Regions from separate parts of the Homo sapiens genome. Here regions 2 and 3 are each linked to region 1. The links are chromatin loops, found by intact Hi-C in ENCODE. Cell type or tissue: PC-9. All regions are shown on one strand.

Region 1 (8,000 bases):
CTCAATCCCACTCCCACCCCCTAAGAAACCACGGATCTTCTTTTTGTCTTTATAGATTTGTCCTTTCTGGAAATTTCATATAAATGGAATCATGCAATACGTAGTTTTTTTTTTTGCATCTGACTTTTTTCTACTTAGCATAATGTTCTTGAAGTTCATCTATGCTGTAGCATGTATTTATAGTTTTAAACATTTTATTGCTGAATAGTATTCCATTGTATGGATGTAACACATTGTTGATGGTCATTTGGATTGTTTCAGGTTGTTGTCCATTATGAATAGTGCTGCTGTAAATATTTGCATTCAAGTCTTGGCATAGACATGTGTGTTCTTTTGGATAGATACCTAGGAGTGGAATTACTAGGTCTAATGGTAAGTCTATGTTTAACTTTTTAAGAAATGGACAAACTGTTCTTCAAAGTGGCTATTTAGGTAGATACTATCATCATCATTTCCCTTTTATTGAAGGTGAAACTTCTACAGTGTCATAAAGCCTGTGAATGGTGGCAGTAGGAATTGAACTTATGCCATTCACCACGAACCTCTGTGACCTTAACACTAAACTTTGATGGCTACTTCCTTTGTTTAAACTGTCATCAGTTTCAAAAAAAGATAATAAATAAATAAAGCTTGCCTTCTTTCCCTTACCTGATCTTGGTTTCAAAACTGCTAGAGAATACGTTGTCTAGTTCTGTCCATGGAATTATGCCTGCGGGAATTTCCGTGATGTTCTTTTCCTTCTTTGCTTCTAAGATGATTCCCTAGGCAAATCTCAGGCCACTCAAGTATTTTCATTTTCACGTCCTTTCTGTGAGAAACATGAACAAACCTAGGGAGTGTTTTGAAAATGAGATTTTTAAACTCTCCAGTGACAAAGTCCTCTTTCCTGGACCAATAACTACCTTCAAAATAACATTCTAGCTACTGACTTAGTCTGTGTGGCTGGTGGATTTCTTTTTAATACAGCAGCTGGTAGGCTACAAAGCACGTGTCAGTGACAATGCATGGGCTGCCTGTCAGGAGCTCCCGAGCCAATTGCTCAGAGGACCCTTCACCTCTGGCTGGCAATTGCTTCTTTCTGATGTTAAAGGTCACCACAGCAATCACCTACTACTGCTCTCAAGATTTGATGTGATCACAACACTCTCTGCATCTTCACTTTGCCAAGGATTACAAAAGAATGAGGCAGCCCACTGTCTAACATGTTCGGAGCAAACTAGTAAGGAGAGGCACTGTGGGGCTTTTAGGTTAACATACACATGATTGATGATATGCAGGAAGGATTGTTCTTGAAGAGATAGGAACTACCTAGAGCAAAGACTCAAGCATACTTAAGGCGACAGCAAGATTCCTCTGGGGTCTTTGAGTTCTGGTAATACATTCTTAGGGCCTGGATATTTTCTATCTAGGTGCTATTATTCTGGGAATGTAACTTGCCAAAAATCATGTAAACTAGTAAAAGGCAGAACTGCGATCTTAACCCAGCTTCCAAATCTTAAGCCCTAAACCATACTGCCTGCCAAGACTCCTATTCTCCCTAATTCCTTTGTGAGCTTCCAGGCTAAGTGTTCCACTTTTATATTCTCATGCCATCTGTGTTTTCTCTTATCATGGACCTTACCATATTACGTTGAAGTCATCAGTATCCTCCACCATGCTCTGTTTCTGCAGGGAGGAAAACGCATGTGTGTGTTTTTAACCTCGGATTCGGAGAGACTTGAGTTAATCATCAACTTTAATTTATAGCTCACTATTGTACACGAAGTCCCTCCTTCGTTTTTTTTTTTTTTTTTTGCTTTTGGATGGAGTCTCACTCTGTCGTCCAGGCTGGAGTACAATGGCGTGATCGCAGCTCACTGCAACCTCTGTCTCCCGGGTTTAAGCAATTCTCCTGCCTTCTACTCTCCTGAGTAGCTGGGATTACAGGCATCTGCCACCATGTCCAGCTAATTTTTGTATTTTTAGTAGAGACAGGGTTTCACCATGTTGGCCAGGCTGGTCTCGAACTCCTGACCTCAGGTGATCCGCCCGCCTGAGCCTCCCAAAGTGCTGGGATTACAGGCATGAGCCACCAGGCCCGGCCCCCACCTTCATTTTTTTTAAAAAAATCTAATTTTTCTCTTCACTCTTGATTCCCCATTCACATTATTATTGACAATAATAATAGGAATAACAGTGAACATTTACTGCCAGGCATTGTTTAAGCACTTTATATTAACTCAGTTATTCCTCACAGTAACCCCCATAGAGTCTTACTATTTCTATTTCCCATTTTTTTCAGACAAAGAAACGTTACAGAGAAGTTAAGAGACTTGCTCAAACGGACAGAGTAAGTGTGTGGGAGAGCCAGGATTTGAACCCAACTGGTCAGGCTCCATAAACCATACGGCTCTTTCAGACACATGCGCTGTTCCGGTTGATGAGGTCCTTGGACGTGAATATCACTTCCTACAACGTATAGTGTCATTTTGTGTGTGAGATGTTTTTCATAAACATAAATGGCATTGGGCCACACAGCTCTGCTTCTCATAGTTTTCACTCTAGACACGCCCTCTATGTCGCTGTTGGCACATCGAGTTCACTGCTTCTGACTGCGGCATAATATTCTATCCTGGCCACCCATCACACTTTACTGGTCCATTCTCCTTAATGAGGGCACCTTCAACTTGCTACCTCCACAAAAATGATGCAAGAAACATCTTTATTTATAGCCTTTCATGAACCTGTGCTAGAATTTCTCTTGGGAGTGTACTCAAGAGTGGTTCTCTGAGTCAAAGGATATGTGAATATTTTATTTCACCAAGTGTTGAAGGATTGCTCTCCACGTTCAAACGTACAATTTGACACTCCTGCCAGTAGCACCAGGGTTTTCCTTTCTTCACATCCTCTCCAACACTTGGTAATTTGTGGCTATTCTAATGCCTGCAAAATGGTACCCTGTTGTTGCTTTTAATTTACATATTTCTGGTTACAAGTAAGCATGAGCACCTCTTCTATGTGCTGACTATTTGGGTTTCCTCTGCCCATTCATGTTTGTGTGTTTGTATGTGCACCAATTATCCTTGCATAGTCCAGCTAGGGGTTTCTTGTAGATTTTAGATGTTGTCAATCTGTCTCTCACCTGTGCCTTTCGTTGAATGGAAGTCCAATCAATTTTTGCCTTATGATTTGAGCTTTTAGGACCTTGTTTAATTAGCCATTCTTTACCCTTTGCTCACAAAGTTATTCTATGTTTTCTTCCATTAGATTTATACCTTAACCTTCTGCATTTAGATTTCTTATCCACTTGGGTTTACCTGTGTAGGAAGTAAAAGGAAGGTATTCGGCTTTACTTTTCTCCAAATAGTAAGCCTCATATCTAATACCATCTAATAAATAATCTATCCTTTACCCACTTATTTGTGGTTCACTTTTATCATATCTCAAGTTCCCCTGGACAAATAAGTCTGTTTTTGTGCTCATTTTTTTGTTGTATTAGTCTACCTATAACTTAGTATGTCTTTAGATCTCATAGAGATATTCGTTATTCAAGAACCCTTATTCCTCTAAGTTTTACAGTAACTTGCTTGGTTCATCAAAAAATTAATATATTATTTCTGGAAAGATCTAGTAGATTTGTTGGTAGATAAATTCCTTGCTTCTTTATGACTTTTATTTACCTTTATATCTTTACTTCGTAGCATAGTATCTCACATGCTCAATAAATATTTATAGAACTGAACTATTGTTGAATTTATGATCTCTTTAGTGACTGGGAAGGAGAATAAATTATGTAATGATGGAAGTCAGATTTGAGGCCATCTTGTCTTCTTTTGAGTGAGAAAAGACAGAGGTGGAGAGAAAGGCCAGGGAATTGACTCCCTTCTGTAACAGGGACAACTGTGGCTTTGGTTTTAATTCTTACAATAACTCACTAAGATTAGCAAGTCCTGATTGAGAATAACTCCTGCATAGAGCTTTAGAAGTGGCTGCACGTGAGGGCCAGTAGCTGGATTCCCAGTGGAATTTCAAGGTCAAATATGTAGCTTAAACTAGGAGATGGCAGTAGAAAAAATGCTGTCAGTGAATTCATATAATCGAATTAGCAGTTTGTTGAATGTTAAGTTGCAAATAGCGCAGCGGAAAAGGTTTGTGCTGCAGAAATGAGGAGCCCGCCATCTAGTGGCTCTAAGTCTACATAGCACCACTGGAGCTCTAGTCCTGAGTAATAGGACACCCTTAGGGTACTTACTATAGGCTACCCACTATTCTAAGAATTTTACACATTACAACAGTAACACCGTGAAACATAGCTTATTATTACCCCCCCATTTTAAAGATGATGAAATTGAAACTTAGAGGAGTTAAGCAGTTTGCCAAAGTCATAGAGCTAATACTGTTTTGAAATCTGGACTGTGTGACTCGAGAATCAATATACTCAAACTATTTGCTATTATGACTGCAAGAAAAAGAGGGCGGTATGCTAGGATTGTCTCCTACCAGCTAGAGAGAGTGGATGGTGTGCATTCTTTCCAAAGCCACATTCAGTGACATCACACTGGTAGTTTCAATTCTGTCATGGTGGGAGTATTTACACTATGAAAACCAGAAAATTCTACACATCTGGGCTTTGTTTTTCTCCCCGCTCCACCTCCTAGAGAGAGCTGGTTTGCAGGGTGAGAAGGACTAAGAAATAAGAGACATACTCATAAGCTTTTTTTTTTTTTTTTTTTTGGAAAGCTGGAAAAGAGATTTGGAAAGTACTGAAAACCTGGTTTTTGTAAAAAATAAAATAAAGAGACCTTAAGACTTTTCTTCTGATATTTTGTACTAGATCAGAAATAGGTATTTTATGACTAATGTAGAACTTCCCAAAATGAAGAGAGACTTACCAAAGAGTATGCAGTTGCTCAACTGCTTTATGAGGAAAGAAAACAAAATGGTTACAGAGGCTCAGTTGCAAAGTGCATATTAAAAATGGCAAAGAAACAGATGAGTCAGAAAAAACAAGCAGAACTATTTTTTTAGAGGAACTGAAGCTAAATAAAACAGGACCTACTTAAAATTTCTTGAGATGGGCAAAATTGCATTGCCTATTTCAAGAAATTTTAAGTAGGTCCTGTTTTATTTATTCTGTATTTGATCTCTAAAATTCAGAGAACAAATACATCTATGCCAATTTGCAGGGGATCAAATCAGACACTGAGAATGGCCATGAAATTTAGGGGAAATGACACAAAATTGCTACAACTTCACTTCTTCCCCTTATCTAAATGCTTGGAGTGATACACACACACACACACACACACACACACACACATATTCTCTCTCTCTCTCTCAGTTGGGAGGAGACCTTTATTCTTGTGGACTACATTCATTAAACAACAGCTTGAAGAGATATTACAATATGTAAGTATGGTCACTAACAACCTACATTATGTTACGATGTGTAAGAAGAACACATCTGAGGTTTTTTTCTTCACATAATCTGTGGTAAAAAAGACATGTTAGGAATTCCAGCTTGTGGTCCTCTTCACCCCCACCCCACTTTTTTTTTGGACATGCCTCTATAGCCCCTCCTGAAGGAATAGGTGCAACAAATTATAATGTGGTCTCCTGGATATAATTTATGGATGAATCCCTAACTCAAGCAGTGCTATATTATACTCTGAGAATTTAAAGACACAGGAAACGTAGTATTGTATACTGGAGCTGCAAGATTGTTCAGTGTTGGGGCTATGGCAAACTGGAATTATAAGGGGCCATAGACTAATGAGCGTCCCTCCAGTGGAAGGCGGTTTGAAGAGAGGAGTCCAGAACAGATGTACAGAGAGATGCAGAGGTCAGAGCTATTTAGTGAGAAAATTGATGGAAAGAAGAGAGAAGGAAGGAGAGAAGAGAAATGAAAGAGGAGAAGAGAGAGGGAGACTCCCTCATGGTTTTTTAGTTTTCATGATGCTCAGTCATATTTCTTGCAAATGCCTGAATGGGGTTCCATGAGAGCCCTTAAATCATTTTAATAATTCTCTCTTTTACTTTTGCTTCTTTGAGTTGATTTTTATTTCTTGCATCCAAATGATACATGATTAAGACATCATCAAAGCAAATCAGAGTAGATAAGCACAGGAATCAGCAAACACCCAGCAGCTGCTGTTGTCCTCTGAGTCAGAACATTCCTGGAATGTACATTTCAGGAAAACATATATATATTTAAAATAACATTAGTTTCTTTCTTCTTGGTAATAAAGCCAATGCAAAGAGATGTCATCAAATGGTTGCTCAGAAGTCCTGGCACTTGCCTCTTCCACAAAGAAGGACCAAAACAATAAATAGATGATAATCACATGTTGAATAGAGCATCTAAGTGAGAACACTGAAATTCAGCAAGGAAGTGACAAAGACTCTCTCAAGCATAGAAACTCAACATGGCAGCATAGAGAGGCAAGTGAAGCAGCTGGCTGCGATTGGCTTAGAGCCAAGAAGGACTCACCATTTTGAGGAAAAGCTAAGCAAGAGATGCATAGTAGTTTATATTCTCATCACAGACACTTGCAGTTTTGACTACAGGAGAGCCAGGCCTAGTGTAGGGAGCTTCCTGGGGTCCATCTATCTACATTGTTCCAGAGAGGGCATTTACACTGGGTTTTACCCATGAGACTGAAACTGCCACAGCAGAGCACCATTTTGGAAGCAGAGTTACCAGTAGACTGCATCCAGAGAGGGCATTTACACTGGGTTTTATGCATGAGACCCAAACTACCACAGTACAGCACCATCTTGGAAGCAGAGTTACCGTCAGACTGCATCCTGGCCTGGGACCCAATAGGTCTTGCGTCTCCATAGCCCTTGGGCTCCACCAATATCCCCCAACATACACTCAGAAGGCTGCAATGTCACAACACCACCTGGACCCAGCAGTGCAACTGCATCCCTGCCACCCCAGCCCATGCAGCACCTTACACTCTTAGGAACAGGCATATCAAGCAGTCTAGCACACCAGGAAGGCCGTCTCAAAACACAGGGAGCCAAAGCATATGCTCTCTAGAAACTGAGGCCTACCTACCTGGGGCTGCCACTGTCACTGGTGGTCCCCAACCCCTCCAGCAGTAGAGGTGCTGTGTACCCACATGCACCACTCAGGGGCCCCAAAATCAGAATGCCTGGACCCACTGCTGCTACCACTAGTGCCTATGCATGGTGCCCAAGAGCCTGAGGATCAACCCACCCAGTGCCCACCACTACCACTGCCAGAAAACCTGCCCCTTCAAGTAGTGGGGCTGCCACATACCTGCATGTGCCTACCAGGGAACCAAAGACTGGCCTGCCCAATGTCCTCATTTCCAGCAAAATTTTTCCACAGCCTCCACAAACAACTACAGTCTAAGTAAATGAGGAACTGGTAGACACCAGTGATGTTGACTACAGCCAAATAAATCATATGGAAACTGCACTATTGCACTCACTCAGAAATAAAGCCAAAGCAATCTACCCAACTGAGACTACAGATAAATCCACAGGAAAAAATATTTCCTTATTAAAGCTATTTAATTAAATTAGAAGAAGTGACTGTTGTGCCAGATGCACAGATATCAACATAAGGACACAAGAAACATGAAAAAGCAAAGAAACATGATGCCTCCAAAGGAACACAATAATTCTCCAATAACAGACCCCACAGAAAAGGAAATCTATGAAATGTCCAAAAACGAATTCAAAATAATGATCTTTAGGAAACTCAGCAAGATACAAGAGAACACAAATAGGGAATACAAAGAAATAAGGAAACAATTAATGACCTGAATGAGAAATTTGAAAAGGAATAGCTATAATAAAAAAGCCAAATAGAAATTTCAAAACTGAAGAATTCAATGAATAAAATAAAAGTACTGTTGAGAGCTTCAGCAATAGACTAGATCAAGCAGAAGAATTTCTGAACTTGAAGACAAATATTTTGAAATAGCCCGGTCAGACAAAAAGATATAAAGTACAAAAAAAGAATAAAAGGAATGAAGAAAACCTAC
Region 2 (8,000 bases), 260 kb before region 1:
GCATGTATACACGCAGATAAAGACACACATATTTCTGCCAAAGTAAAAGTTTGGAGACTGGGGAATAGAGGTGGGATAAACCTACGTTTTTCATCGAATACCTTCCTTACATACATGTATGTGTCAGTTATTCAATAAATGCTTTTCAAATAAAAATACAGGATAGGCAGAGGAAGGGGAATACCCAACGGAGTTTTTTTTAAAAGAGCAATCAGAGAAGTAGAAGAAAATCAAACATATTGTGGTGTCATGGAAACCAAGAAAGGGAATTTCAAGGATGGAGTAATCAACAGTGCCAAAATGATACTGCGATTTCTAGAATAGTATGACTGGAGCCAAAGATGGCTTTTAAGATGCCTACTCCAACCCAGAAAGTACTGAATTCACCTGTACAAACCTCAGCGGTGCATGTGCAAAGGTCTACTGACCAAACAACAAAACACACATACAGAAATGCTGTCTAGCCAGAGATCATATAATGACTGCCACACTCCATCCAGGGTTAAAAGAACACAGAGAAGCCATTCAAATCTGTGTAATCAACTGCTGGAATGGGAAATAACATTGTCTTTCATTTTAAATGCTGAAATATTTAACACTGTTTCAAGATTTGTACCCAGATTTGTTTTAATCAGGTAGGGTAAAGTGACAGACACAGAAACAGCTGCCTTTGAAAGAACAGTTTATTACTCACAGTTCCTAAGAGGGGGAGGCAAGCTGTGTCATGCAGGGCCACGTGGAGAGGCATACTGTCTCTTTCTGTCAGGAGACAGAAAAAGAAAGGGAAGACCATGCCCGAGAGACTTGATTGTGGTTTCTATGGGAAGAAATGAGTGAGTGGAGTAGAAAACTTAAGGAAGTCTAAGATAGGATAGTTTGAATAATTTCAGCAGGCTCTGGATGACATGCGTGGTATCTAGTAGTCCAAGACCTCACCCTGGGGTGATTAGGGTGGGGAAAATGTTGACTTGGCATGTGAGAGTTAGATAAAGGAGGTGACTGAGTATATGAGCTCTGGATTGGTTGGTTTGCATCTTAATGACATTCTCACAGGGGACACATTTGCCCCTTCTTCTAAATTCCCACTTGTCCAGTTATCCCAAAGCCTGGGAAAGTATTCATTTACCAGGAACTGCAAACTCTTGGTGATCTAGCCACTTCCCTTCAGCTGAAAGTTGCCACTTCATAGGGACAGAATCTATGCAGTTAAAACAATGGGAACTTTCCCTTCTTAAAGATGTTTGCATACCTAGGAACTAGTTAGCACTGACAGGAGCAGTCTCTCCCAGCCAACAAGGCCTCCAAGATGTTGAAGCATCATAAAACATAGAAAATAAAAAACATAATCAATACACACAGTCCCAAAATGATATGTAAGACAGTGTGCATGGAATAAATTTTTTCTGTAACCCTTCAACTGGACCATCATTAATTCGAGCTGTCTTTCTATAACAAATCCCATCATGGGTCTGAAAACAATGCCTCACCAAATCCTCTCTTCACCACAGCCTCTTACTTCCCAGCTCTCATTTATTTGCTCTGAGACCATCCCTTGTCACCTTCATCAACAGCTTCAATCCTTTGGCCCAGATGTTCTCTCCACCTGTGTGCCACCTAAATGAAGCTCCTTCACTTTCTTTCAAAATCAAGATCTCTCAGACTAATGTTTAATTATTTGAGCCAACACTCTCAACTCCATTGTCTGTGTTCTACACACCCAATTTACAAACCTCAATCCGATTTTCTGACATCTCTAATACAAATCTGTGAGTGCTCAATACTTCTGAAGACAAATCTCATTACTCTATAACAGGGCCACTATAATTCTGTAGGATCCAAACTCAGACGGGCCTCATCCTCTGCTGCCCTGCTATACTGCTATATCAGTGGGCTCCTTCCTTGGCTGCATACTGGAATCACCCAAAGACCTTTAAAACTACTGAAGTCTGAGCCTGACACCAGAGATTCTGATTTGCTTAGTGTATTATTCCATTTTCATACTGCTATAAAGAGCTGCCCAAGACTGGGTAATTTGCAAAAAAAAAAAAAAAAAAAAAGAGGTTTATTTGACTCACAGTCCAGCGTGGGTGGAGAGGCCTCAGGAAATGTGCAATCATGGTGGAAGGTGAAGGGGAAGCAGCAGGCATCTTCTTCATAAGGTGGCAGGAAGAAGTGCCAAGAGAAGAGGAAAGAGCCCCTTATAAAACCATCAGATCTTGGGAGAACACACTCACTATCACGAGAACAGCATGGGGGAAACCACCCCCATGGTTCAATTATCTCCATCTGGTCCCTCCCTTGGAGAGATTATGCGGATTTGGGGGATTACAATTCAAGATGAGATTTGGGTGGGGACACAAAGCCTAATTATATCACTTGGTCTTGGTGTAAGTCAGGCATTGGGGTTTTCAACAACTCCCTTTAGGTGATTCTAAGGTGTAGTCAAGGTTGACAGTCACCGCCCTCTAATCATTACTCCAGTCCTTCACAGTGGAAGAGGCTACCCTGCTTCTGCTTAAATTTAACCCTCCTTGAGTTCCAGATCTCATCTTCACCTACCTCCTCAGAGAGCTCATACATTATTTACCACTACTATCTCCCATGCTTAGAACCCAGGTATATGAACATCTTTAAGGTAGGAAAGTTCCAATTATTCTAATTGCACAGGTTCTTTTTCTTGACATAGCAACTTTCAACTGAGGGGAAGTGGCTAGATCACCGAGTTTGCAGTTCCCAGTCAATGAATACTTCCTACAGAAGGTGGGTAACTGGACAAGTGGACAGTTAAAAGGGGGCTGTAGGGAGGGAACTAGAACACCACTATCCAGAAGGAAAAAAGAAAAGGTGAAGTAAATGTGGAAAAATACTTATTAAAATTTAATGAAATTTCTCTGCATATAAGACCATTTCCCACATCTAAGCTGAGGCTCACTTAGAGAAGTAATATTTGTGTAGCCCTTTGGGGGGCAACATTTCTCCAAGATATTTGAGTTGTAGGTAACAGCTAAGCCTTTATATTAAGCCTATTAATGACTTAAGTCTTTGCCTGGAGCTTCTGAAGTACCAGTCCCACATAGTGGAGATTAAGATTTTCTATGATCCTCCTGACAATGGACAAATGTACCTCCTTCATCTTACAATGGGAGGGGAGGCCTCCTAACCACACAATCTCCCTTAATCCAGCAGTTGGATCCCTCAGCTGCTCCTGGTGGCCATCTTCCCTGCAGTGTCTGCCTCCTCCCCTGGCTGTGCCTGATTGATGGGTCTTACTGACTCACCATGGAGGTCCATGTTATCTCCAGCCTTCAGCTGCTCCCGAAAGCAGTTGCTGCCTTCTGGGAAACAATCATGAAAGTGAATTTAATCCATCTTGTCTCATTATCATTAAAGCACACATCACAAAGGGAAAAGTAAAGTGCCTCACCTGAACGTTGCTGGAGCACAGCACCTGTAGAGGCAGGGCTGGGCCTCGGAGAGAAAAGTGGCAGTGCCGTAGCACAGGGGCATTGAGCCAGGCTACCTGGATCTGGATTCTGACCCCTGAAGTTCCTGACTGTGACCTTGGACAAGTTCCTCTAACCTCTCTGGGCCTCTGAGTCTTCAGTGGATAAGCTGGAGTTGACATTAGCACCTGCCTCACAGGGTTGTGATAATCACAGCTAATATAGGAAATATGCTTAGAACAGTGCCTGGCACTGTTAGCTACTATTAGTAGGGCATTATTAATAGCAGATGTTTTCCGGTAGGCAGAATCAGTGCAGAAGTCCCAGAGCTGTTCTAAGCAAAGAAAATCACTAGCTTTATACTGCAGGCCCCATACCTTGAAAGGACACACCTTGGAAGAAAAATGGGTATATATTTGGTAGGGCCTGGGCAAGGGGCTTGCTGGTTGGAACAGCAGGAAAAGAAGAAACCAGGTTTCCAGTCTACCTTTTCCACCTCTGCTTGTGTGGGTTCTGGGAGGGTTTCTCTCCAAGACCTCGTATCTTTGCTACTGTTGTTGTCCCTGGACAAATTGGGGATCCCGAGGTGGCTGTGATTTTGTTTTGCTGAACTGCCCTCTGGCTCTCTTTCCTGTACATTGGGAAATTCTGAGATGGGAAGACTAGTAAAGTACTTGGAAAGGCTAAGAACTGGCTTAGAAGTAAAGTTGAAGTTAACAGGGTCAATGAGAATTTTGGTGGCTTTTTTAAAACTTACATCCCTTCAGAGTTATTTAAACAGAAAAAATCATTTATTAGGGAAAGACCCACAGAATCTGTAGGAGGACAATAGAGTTGGGCAAAGATGAAGCCAGGAACCAAGGCACAGCATATAGAGGGACTGCTCTAGTGAAGACGCCACAGTTCCGCTGCTAGTGACCAACAATATATGATGTTGGGGAGTCAGATACCAGACCCTCAGCCCTGAGAAGCTCAGTGCTCCATCACATCCTTCTCTCCATAAGATGCCTGCCTCAACACATGACCCTGTCCAGGAGCAGAATCATGCATAGGCATCTAAGTGAGGAAGCCTGAGTTACTGGGAAGGAGTCAGCTGTAATGGGGAAAGGGATTTCAGGACATCAAAGATGTCTGGGTGATTTTTAGGAAGGCTTGCAATGTGGTGTGGGAGGAGCCCTCCCTCTCTCACCCCTCAACCTCCACATCAAAATCAATTACCCGTCATTGCACTGGGACTTATGGCCCATGACGGATGCAATTATATCCTGGCCACAAGGCTAGGGAAGGAAGTCTAAGGAGGTTCAGTCATAATGTGATTATGTTCACAAAATATAGGCCTATTTTCAGCTTTACCTAATGCCACTATTAAACTTGAAAGTCATTGGACTTTGGCAAAATATTTTGCTGCATGAGTAGTTGAAATTAAAAGCTTCAGCAAAAGAAATTTACTCCCAAATTATTTAAACCATTTTACCCAGAATATTCCTAGAAAACTATGTTATCAAAGAGTACAACATGATATCGTTCATTGTATTTTCCTATAAGGACAATATGATAGAAGGTTGGTTTTCTGACTAAAACTTACCATTAAATTAATCCTCTATATGGCCAAAAATACACCAAAATAAAAGTATTATCAATCTTTGAAATAAAGTAGTGAAATAAGTCTAATTCTTTAATAAAATCTGTATAAGCAGTACTATTCTTAATGCAAGTGTCCCAATCATAAAAAGCACATATAGATCCTAAAAAATTTAACTTGGTATTATAAACTTAACTATTTTTATAATAGGTTAGATTTACTAATCTTTTATAAAGTCTAGATTGTTTTTCGTAGAGAGAACTTTAGAATAAATGTTTAGACAGCCTAGATACCTTAAAATTGTTTGTTAAAGATGTTTGAAATAGATATTTTCTTTTCTTTTTTTTTTTAGATGGAGTCTCACTCTGTCAACCAGGCTCGGGTACAGTGGTGTGATCTCAGCTCACTGCAAACTCTGCCTCTTGGGTTCAAGTGATCCTCCTGCCTCAGGCTCCCAATCAGCTAGGACTACAGGTGTGTGCCACCACACCTGGCTAATGTTTGTACTTTTAGTAGAGAGGGGATTTCACCACGTTGGCCAGGCTGGTCTCAAACTCCTGACCTCAGGTGATACACCCGCCTCAGCCTCCCAAAGTGCTGGGATTACAGGTGTGAGCCACCACACCCACACTTCTTCTTCTTTAAACATTTCTTTGATAAGCAGAAACCTTCAAAATCATTCTACTGATCTTAATGCTACCTCAAACTAGCAGAGCAGAATTTTAAATCTATGTTTCATGGTGGCTATATTAATAATGATTATAGTGCTTCTCCCACCACAACTCAAAAAACTAAAAAACTCTAAAATCTAACCAGTGTCATATATAAAGCTTAGAGTCAGACCTCTGTCTCCATTTAGGAAATACTTGACATTGAGCCAGGCTTGTGTGGCCTAACCCAGCCCCAATTCTCTCCTTCCTCAAATGAAATAATATCTATGAAATTTCTTGAAATTAAGCACTGTACAAACATAAATTATTTTTATTTGTGGAAAAAGAAGTGGAACATTCTCCTAGCAAGATGAGAGCTGGAGAGTCATCTTTATTAAGGGAGCTGGGAGAATTTCACTGGATTCCTTTTCATTTGACTTAGAGGTAGATGGAGAGAGGAAGGAGGTCTGTAAGGCAGTTTCTCAGTCAGCACCCCTCACTTTCCTTCTCCATCTTCAAGACAGCTGCTGTATATTCACTATCAACAGGAACAAAGACAAGATGAAAAAGGGCTCCTGTGCCTCTGAACAGCTTCTGGACCTCAATTTACTCTTGGATAATCATTTCTGGCCCCTACACTCACTACCCTCTTTTGACCTCCCTCTGGCTCCAGTGTGCCCATGTCCACCCTACCTGGCCAGAAGATGGCTTCCTGAACTGGACTCTATCGTCACCTTTGTAGAGGGCTTAACCCAGTAGCCCTCTACAGGCTACAGTCAGCTTCCAGGATGTGAGGGAGCACTGAAACTTTCTGCATTTATTGCAAAGCTTGAGGAATAGTTTCAATTAACAGAGCTTCTAAAAAGGTGCTTCCAAAATATCTCTCACAACCTACCAAGGATGGCATAAAACACTTCAGGTTTGAGGCAGAGAACTGTTGGAACAGTTTGTATTTTGCGAAGGAGAAAAATATGAAAATGTTCAGTTTACAAGGCACAGCAGGATAGAAGTAAATGTGTGAGGAAATAAAAATTAATCTCTGTTTCTAGCATTGGCTTGACTGGCACCTTTCTTCTAAACTCTTCAAAGCATTTCAACATAAAAATATCTACTATTCACTGAGGGCTTATCATGGACTGGACACTGTGCTAAGTGCTCTGCATGGATCGTCTCATTTGATCTTCACAAAAGCCCGTGAGTCAGGTATTACCATCCTCCCCATTTTACATCAGAAGAAACTGAGGCAGTAGAGACTTTAACTTGCCCATTGCTGCAAAGGCACAAGGTAGGAACAAAGATTCAGACTTGCACATTCAGGGTCTAGAACCTACACCTTTAGCCACCAGGCTATGCAGCCTCCAGAGGGGTCTTGGTGGGCTAAGTAGATGAAACAACCTCCGCTACACAGAGTGCATGTGATACTGAAAAAGATTTGAAAATCTTGCGAAAATATCACAGCCACGATGGAATTCCCAGGTCCCAGACCACAAGATCTCAAATCTATTGTAGAAACTAAGGGGAACTGGTTTACTGAACAAGCTGAATTCACAAACTGTAATCAGAAAAGTGCTGTGTTCTTTCTCATCTCCATACACTCAAACCTGCACTATGGGGCTAGTCCTTCTCTGTGCCTTGGACTAAATCCATAACAAGTAGCATGAATGTTCTAGTTCCTCCCAAAAAATCAAAACGTTTTCATTCGCCTTAAGTCCCCAAAACATTCTCACTGCAGTCTTAAAAATATCCAGCCCAAGGTAAAATCAAACCTCTAAACCTTGTTTTAAGATAAAGCTTCTTCTGACTCCCAACCCCAAAAGCTTAAAGTGGGGAATGTTGGCTTCTTCTCTCTTCTCTAACCTTCCTAGCTTCCTCACCTCCCTCCCCTGCCTGGCCCCCACTAGACTGCTTCTGACTCCTCATGGGTTAGAGCAGGGGACAGAGACAGGTAAGAAGCAGAAATGTTCTTGTTGATGTGCAGTGGGGGAAGCACTTGGAGAGCAAGAAGGAGATCAGACTCAAGAAGACAAGAGAAAGTATAGAGAACAAAGCTGGAGGATCTTTAATCATGAATTAACCCCAGGGCAACCTGGGATGGGAGTAAGAAAAGAGATTAGAATCTGTGTTAGTTTCCCATTGCTGCTGTAACAAATTGCCACATATTTGTGGCTTAAAACAACGTAAATGTATTCTCTCACAGTTCTGGAAGTCGGAAGTTCAAAATCAATTTTACTGGGCTAGGGTCAAGGCATTGGCTGGGCTTGTTCCTTCTGGCAGCTTCAGAGGAAAACTCATTTCCTTGCCTTTTTTCAGCTTTTAGTGGCTGCT
Region 3 (8,000 bases), 890 kb before region 1:
CCCAGGATGCCTAGGTAGGCATCTATTTCCCCTAAAAGCTTTTCTTATCTTGTGGGACAGTCACCATTCTTTTTGTTGTCAAATCAAATGTCACAGAGAATTCTATCAGTGAAATATTTTGTCATAATGGATGGTAGACACTGAGAGGAAAATCGTATGCTATTGTGCGAGGGCTAGAAATGGGCAGGTTGATTTTAAAATTGGCTGAGGAGCACCAAGAAAAAAAAATGGAAACAATAATACATTAGTATACAACACTTTACATTTCAGGAATAAAAAGGAAGCAAGATAGGTTAATACTTTCTGAGATTAGTGAAAGTAAGATAACTTGTGCTCTGAATATCAGAGTAGTGTTCAGCTTTAGAAATCCCTGCCGTATCAGTCTAGTGATTCCCTTCTTTACATAGTAAAGATTTCTACAGCATAAGATCTCCAGGCCGGGCTCAGTGGCTCACGCTTGTAATCCTAGCACTTTGGGAGGCTGGGGCGGGCAGATCATGAGGTCGGGAGATGGAGACCATCTCGGCCAACATGGTGAAACCCCGTCTCTAGTAAAAATACAAAAATTAGCTGGGTGTGGTGGTGGGCACCTGTAATCCCAGCTATTCGGGAGGCTGAGGCAGGAGAATCACTTGAACCTGGGAGGCAGAGGTTGCAGTGAGCCAAGATCGTGCCACTGCACTCCAGCCTGGTGACAGAGCAAGACTCCATCCTAAAAAGAACTCTAACATATCCTGAGGTTTTGATATTAGTAATTTTTCCTTCTATGTTCTCTTCCAGGCAAAATTATTATCAGCTATCAGCTTAGGGTTAAGAGTTACATTTCTGGGTATTCCAGGCTAAGATGAGAGTGGCTCTCTCAAAATATAATTAAAACTAGGACTTTTTCAATATCAAGATATAAGATGCTTTTAATAAAATGGTTGCTAAATATAAAAGAAAACAATTAAAAATCTACGATCTTGTTAAATCCACTCTTAAAAATTAATCTGTACAAGATATCTCTGTGCTTGTTTTCACTGGACTGCTGTGCTCCAATTAGAATGTTGAGTTGCAAACTTTTATCCTAAGATCTCAGGCTCAAATTAGTGATGGAGTATGAGGAGCCTGCTCTTAATTCCTGTGTGATGGAGAAACCATGAATATTTACAGTCCACTGGCTATTGAGTCATGGCATATTTTAGAAAGTGTCAAAGGAGGAAAAGTCTCACTCTCAAGTAAGTACAATGTGATCACAGGAATTTGACTGCAAGACATGTCTAATCACATGCTCCCTGAGGCCCCACCCAGTGAGGGTCTCTAAAGTGGGATCAGCTGGAACTATGCTAGTTTTAAGATCTAGAACAAGGGTTCACAAACTACTGTCCCTGGGCACCATTCCAGCAGCCACCTGTTTTTACAAATAAAGTTTTATTGGAACACGGGCACACCCATTTGTTTACACATTGTCTATGGCTGCTTTTGTCAGAGTTGAGTTGTTTTGACGCAGAAGATGGCCCTCAAAGCCTTAAGCATTAACCTGTGTATCTTCACAGGAAGTGTCACTAATTATTGATCTTGAGGATGTGTACTATGCTCCTGTTAACTCAATGTGACTTGGCTACTATTGGCACAAACTCTGCTAGTATCGACCATTTCCAATATTAGAAATAGATTTCCAATAACCTCAATGATAAATAAGCCATTAAAAATTTCAGACATCTTAGTGGGTATATAATAGTATCTCATGGTGGTTTTAATTTACAATTCCTTGCTTACTAATGGTGGAAAGCAGCATTTGTATGTTTATCAGCCCCTTGTATTTTCTGTAAGAGTATATGTTCACATGTTTTGCTAATTTTATAAAATTTGGTTGTTTATATTTTTTATTGCTGATTTAAAGGAGTTCTTTCTATGTACTGTATGAACAATAGTTCCATTTCTGGGTACATGTAGTTTCCATACGATCACTTGGTTTGTGGCTTGCATTTCTTCTTTCTTAATGGTGACTTTGATGAGCACAATGATTAATGTGAAGAGGTCCTATATTTATCGAACTTAAAAATTTTATATCTAGGGACTTTTGTGTCTTCTTTATGAATTTATGCCTATCCAGTATTATAAATGCATTTACCTATCTTTTCTAAAAGATTTGTGTCTTCAGTTTATATGTATAGGTCTATAGTATTCCAGTTTAAGGTAGCATTTATTCTAGCAGAAGACAAAAAAAAAAAGCCAACTTCTATATTTTGCAGGGAGCAAGGCTCCCTCCCCATGGTTCCCTTTGAGATGTCTCACGTCAGCCTCTCCTTCCTCAGTGCCCTCCTCAGGGCGCCCTTGACCTCTGCATTCCTTAGGCTATATATCAGGGGGTTCAGCATTGGATTGAAAAGGCTGTAAAACAGGGAAAGAACTTTCTGCTGCTCCTCAGGATGGCGGGACTTGGGGGCCATGTACGTGACAATGGCGCTGCCAAAGAAGAGTCCCACCACGCAAAGGTGGGAGGAGCAGGTGGAGAAGGCCTTTCTGCGGCCCTCCCCAGACTGGATCCTCAAGATGGCGGCCAGGATGCGCAAGTAGGAGACCAGCACCAGGCAGAGTGGCCCCACCAGGATGAACACGCAGGCTGCAAAGATGACCACCTGGTTGAGCCAGGTGTCAGCACAGGCCAACTTGAGGACAGACAGGATTTCACAGAAGAAGTGGTTGATTTCATGAGGCCCGCAGAAGGGCAGGCTCAGGATGAGAACTAAAGGGACCAGAGCCAGGAGGAAGCTGAACACCCAGGAAGCCACAGCCAGGACAGTGCACACTCTCCAGCTCATGAGGCTATTGTAACGTAAGGGGTGGCAGATGTCCGCATAGCGATCATAGGACATCACCACCAAAATCAGACACTCTACGTGAGCAAAAGCCAAATACAAGAATGTCTGCATTATGCATGGAAAAAAGGAGATGGTGCTTTCCTGGTTCATAAGATTCGTCAGCATCTTGGGGACATAGTTGGAAGCATAGGATATGTCAACAATGGCCAGGTGTGAGAGGAAGAAGTACATGGGTGTGTGAAGCTTACAGTCCAGGCAGATAATCCCAAAGATGACCCCATTCCCCAGCAGGGTGAGTGTATAGAAGGCAGAGAAAAGTCCACAGAGGAGAATCTCCAGTGCTGGACCAACCTGGAATCGCGGCAAGGTGATGTCTGTGATCCATGTCTTGTTGCCTTCCATGCTCTTGTGGACATCTAGGACAGGAAGGTCAGAGCTGTGGGCCAGTCAAAGATGCACAGAGGGAGCACTTAGAAATTATAACTTTGAATGAATTTTCTAGAATTTATTCTCAGATATGTTGCCAAAACTAACCAAGTGTGCTCATAAAAATGAGAAAAAATCGCATTGTATCAATGGAATAATAAGAATACATACATGTATATGTGTATATATATTTGTGTGTGTATGTGTACATGTATATAACATTTAATAAAATATAACAAAACAGGATCTATTATAATATACCCTACATAAGGGGATACACACGCACATGTGTTATTTTGAAGAACTCAAGTATCCTTGCTTCCCTTTCAGTGTGAAATCTTGATTTTTACGTAGTTTGAGAAGAGAGGACCTTGACAAATGTTGCATTATGAGGTGGTTTCACTTGCTCATCCTGCTTCCTTCTCAGTCTGAGATGTGCAGGGACGGGGACCCTCTGTTTGCCATGGGCTTGCTCACTGTCCCTCACCTCCTCACAGGCTTTTCTACCCACTTATTTCAGATTTGAAATCACTTTTAAATAGCTTTCAATTTTGTAGTTTCTTTAAAGCTTTCTGAGATAAGACGCTCCTTTTCAGAAGCTGGCCAGTACTCCCTAGCAGCAACTTTAGGTGCCTCTTTTCCATATCTGGTGTTTGTAGTTTTATTTTGAGAGTTTTCCTTACTTCTTCATCAGCATCTGTTATTGTAAATTAGGCATGAGTGAAATAATTCTTGGCTACATACAATGAATACATGTATATATCTTTAAAATAACTAAGCATGGTGACATTTCTGAGGTCTTTTAAATAAGAAATTCAAAAGAAAAACCAATTTACATTAAGTGGTTACATTTAAAGATGATCGCTGTATCGTAATTGTATTTTATTGGACTCTTTTCTCGATTATAACTTAATATGTTGACATCTCTCAGAGCTTATCTTACTTTCCAGTGTGACAGAGTCTTTTGTCATCAATATATTCCCAGCTATGGCAACTGGGGTTGCTGTCGGTTCCCCTAACTGTATTCTTCTCCATCACCTGTGATCATGCCAGCAGCCCTGTTGCTGTTCAGATGGAATCTGAGCATGTGATGGGGATGGGATCAGGTGCAGCCCCAGCTGGTGAGCTCTTTCTAAGGAGCTCTTCCTGGAGGGTCTGGGTCTATCCAGCCAGCAGGGGGCGACCAAGGGCCATGAACAGGACGGATGGCCTCATCAGGTGGAGAAACCATGTGACCTGGTGCTGTTCTGTTAACACTTCACATTTATTCCAGAAACAGCCTGAGGACTATCTTTATTTTCAAATCAGGCTAAAGGTTCAAATCCAACAGGATACTTTTAAAAAAACAATTTTGATGTCTTTTATTTTAGTAAATACGTAGATCCTCAAATTTATATATTAAAATAGGGTATTGTACAGAGTATTTAAACATTACAATTTTTCACTTAATATAATACTTTTCCTGTATCGAAATTATATTTTATGGACATTATTTTAAAGGGGCACAATATTCTGTCACAATTTACTGAATTTCTTACTGTTTGAATTTTTGTTTATTTCTTATTTTTATTGGCATTGAGATACATTTCTCTTAAACTTAAGATTTGCCTATATTCATAATTATTTATTAGAACATATTCTAAAAGTGAAATTGCAGATGCTAAATATACAGACATTTCTAAGGTTTTTATCCCTATTTTAACTTCCATCTAGAAAATCTGACCAATTGCAATTCCCTCCCACAGTGTGTAAGAATCATGTCTCTTTGCCACATAGTCAGTACTAGGCATTACCAATTACAATCTCTGTTACTTTCATAAGCAAACAATGTTCTGTAACTTATATTTGTATTTTGTATATCCCTTAACGAATGATCCTTGAGTGCATGATCTGTTTCAGCCACTGTTCTAAGCTTTAGAGGCCCAGCTGTGGATGATGTAAACACATTCTGAAAGGGAGGCAGATTATAAAGAAGTAATATTAAGGTGATGTGCTTCTCTTCCACACCTCACATTTCTATTTAGGGAAGGAAACCTCTATGCCCCTGGATAAAATTGTTTTAGAGTATACCTGCCTCTCTCTTTCCCCTAATTTATATGATTTGTGAAACAGGAAAGAGAAACTGAGGGTGACCTTTCTCTGTTCTCTGTTTCACCTGCATGCATTTCTATCTGCTTGGGATTAAGGTATCAGGAGCATGTTCAGTCCCATTTGGAGGTGGGGAAGGGGTGTCAGCTAATGGTTGTGATTTTAATTTGGAGAGAAACTTTGTTGAAAATATAAACCATGCTTTTCAACAGACTTTATTAATAAAATACCTTTTTGAATTATATCCGATTCTTTCATGTATTATTCAACTCATTTTTTCCAGACTTGGAACAGAGAGAGGGCATGATTCATTACCACTGTAAAAGACCAGGAGTAAACAAGTAAAGATAATTGCTGGCCATGAAAAGAACAATGAAGGAAATAATCTAGGTAAAATAATAGAAAGCTACTTGATTTGAGGGGGGTCTCCTTTAGATGGGATGGTTGGAAAAGGTCTCTCTTAAGAGGAGACAGGTGAGTGGAACCTAAACCATGAAGGCCACAACCCTGCCCAGAGCCAAAAGAGGATCATTCTCTACACAGAGAACAGTAATGGAACAGTAAACGCAAAGTCTCTGAACAAGATGCACTTGGTGAGTTCTGGGAAGAGAAAGAAAGAAACACAATGTACCTGAACCATAGTGAGCAGGAGATTGTACTTATTCTTTGTAACCTTGTTTATATTTTTAACAATCTGAAATTGACATAAAAAATTCATCAGTTTAGCTGATATACTTTTGACTTTATAATAATTGATTTACTTTTAGATTCATGAAAGCAGAATACAGTTAAAAGATATGTATGTACAGAACTTCCAATGAGCACATATTTGAAATAGGAAACTGTTTAATTTTCTGCACAATATAATTTTAATGCCAGAATGGTAGTTGTCAATTTTTGGACACAGCAAATGTTGTGTTAATGTCCCAATGAATCAAGCTGAAAAGGAGAAGCCTTTTATCCCTGAGACCTCCAAGCACATGGATATTTTGCATATTTTTAGTCCCTCCTGGCTCCCATCTGTGGTGTACACATCTGTGCTCCTACTGTTCCAAGGCCCAGTGACCTAGGTAGCAGGCATTTGGATGCTTTAGGAGTAAAAAAAAAATCCAGTCATTACCAAATAAATACAATTGTTTGGTTAATCTAAATTCATAATTAAGCAAATCTGGGTTTATAGTTTTATTTGTAATTTTTGTAAAGTAAGGAATTTCGGGGAAAAAAACCCCAGCAGCCTAGAATAAACTATTTCTAAAGAGCAGGAATAAAGAAAGAAACAAATAGAATTCTTAGTGAAAGTGAAATTTAATCAGACGTGAACTACATCCAAACTGTATAAAACTCTGGTTATCAACTGTGCTTTTAACAGTTGTGTACAAGAGGCCACAAGGAGAAAAGTCTATAATGGTGGCTACCTACACACAAAAATTGTCCATCTGTTCAATTGTGAAGTTAAGTAAACAAATATACAGTATAAGAGGAAAATAGTTTTTTTCCTTTTATTTATTGGCATCCTTTTGTATTTTGGATTTCACAGTTCAAGTAGTCAGACTTTTCTTTTAGAAAAGCCTGTGGAAGTTCAATAAAGAATCAGATATCTGAAAGGAAGATTTATTTAGGCATCCACTCCAGTTACACATTACAGAACAATCTTCAGTGGATGGAGTAAGGGAAAAAACTGCATGGATACATTTTTCTGTTCTTAAAGAGCAAAGCAAATTTAGCAGTGACAGAAAAAAATATGGTCTCTGAATAAGAATGAAAGCAACAGGAGTAACAGTCTTGGCCAGAACACTATTCCAGTCTTGATTCTGAGCAATGAACATGACGCATTTGAGTCACGTATTCTAAGGCTCATTATTGTCAAATGTAAAATGTTGACCACAGATACCAAAAGGACTGATGTGAAGAAGAAATACCATCGCACTGGTACATTATAGGAATTTAATAAATGTCAGCTGTTACTAATGATATTAAAGAGATCGTAAAATTGAGGGAAGTATTAAAGCATAGGAATTGGAAATCCAGTGCAATCATCATGGTGTTGCAAACACTTTCACGTTTATCTTGCTTTTCTTTTTGGCTGTTTTTGAGTTTAAATATAAGACACACATTTTGCTTTGATTTCCTAATATAAATGTTCCTATATTTTGATTTTTAAAATTAAAAAGCAATTTAAAGAAATGGAAGACTCCTTTGAAGTAACCACACTCCCTTACTGAAGAAAAAAAAATACAGGCTGTAATAGTAAGAGGTCAATCCCACCATGCTAAATATCCCAATGATAGAGAGAGGATTAATTTTTTGGAAAGAAAAGGGGGGCGTATTTAGGGTGTTTAGCACTGACACAAAAGAAAAGTTTCTATTGAAAATTGTCTTAGAATGGGAGCCCTGGGGCCTCCAGCAGTGGGGTTGTAAGGCAGCACTGATTTGTCAAATCTTTGCAATTACTCAGAAATAACTTGCCATCTCCAATAATATACTTTGACACTGAGCTTAGTCCTAGGGAGCAGCCTAGTTTTTTTTTTTTTTTTTTTTGAGACGGAGTTTCGCTCTTGTTGCCCAGGCTGGAGTGCAATGGTGAGATCTCGGCTCACCGCAACCTCCGCCTCCCAGGTTCAAGCAATTCTCCTGCCTCAGCTCCCCAAGTAGCTGGGATTACAGGCATGCACCACCATGCCT

What was found. Peaks named below come from ENCODE experiments on the same cell type or tissue, not always from the same donor. Only the 100,000 strongest peaks of a DNase experiment are listed, where the experiment ranks them.
Region 2: it touches region 1 in a loop (5-fold over the local background); 8 of 110 quality-filtered maps call a loop at or near these places.
Region 3: it touches region 1 in a loop (5-fold over the local background); 4 of 110 quality-filtered maps call a loop at or near these places.

The regions. Positions count from the first base shown.
Region 1 is chr7:143,236,925-143,244,924 of GRCh38, reverse strand. LOC105375546 (a long non-coding RNA gene) reads right to left here and starts at 7,350. Exons shown (of 3, transcript XR_007060569.1): 1 at 7,268-7,350; 2 at 649-808. In PC-9, CTCF peaks have their summits at 3,971 and 4,170 (motif pointing left); DNase peaks (open chromatin) are centred at 4,194, 4,414 and 4,924; H3K4me3 peaks cover 595 bases; H3K27ac peaks cover 2,420 bases.
Region 2 is chr7:143,500,109-143,508,108 of GRCh38, reverse strand. EPHA1-AS1 (EPHA1 antisense RNA 1) reads right to left here. Exons shown (of 5, transcript NR_033897.1): 3 at 3,279-3,335. Among named protein-coding and RNA genes, the nearest start is that of TAS2R41, 26 kb to the right of the region's middle. RefSeq lists a silencer at 3,195-3,655. In PC-9, no CTCF peak of the experiment used is centred here; no DNase peak of the experiment used is centred here.
Region 3 is chr7:144,124,319-144,132,318 of GRCh38, reverse strand. It overlaps OR2A14 (olfactory receptor family 2 subfamily A member 14), which reads right to left. Exons shown (of 2, transcript NM_001001659.3): 2 at 1,131-3,240. The coding sequence starts at 3,206. The coding sequence ends at 2,274. Among named protein-coding and RNA genes, the nearest start is that of OR2A14, 5.1 kb to the right of the region's middle. In PC-9, CTCF peaks have their summits at 4,209 and 4,408 (motif pointing right); a DNase peak (open chromatin) is centred at 4,368.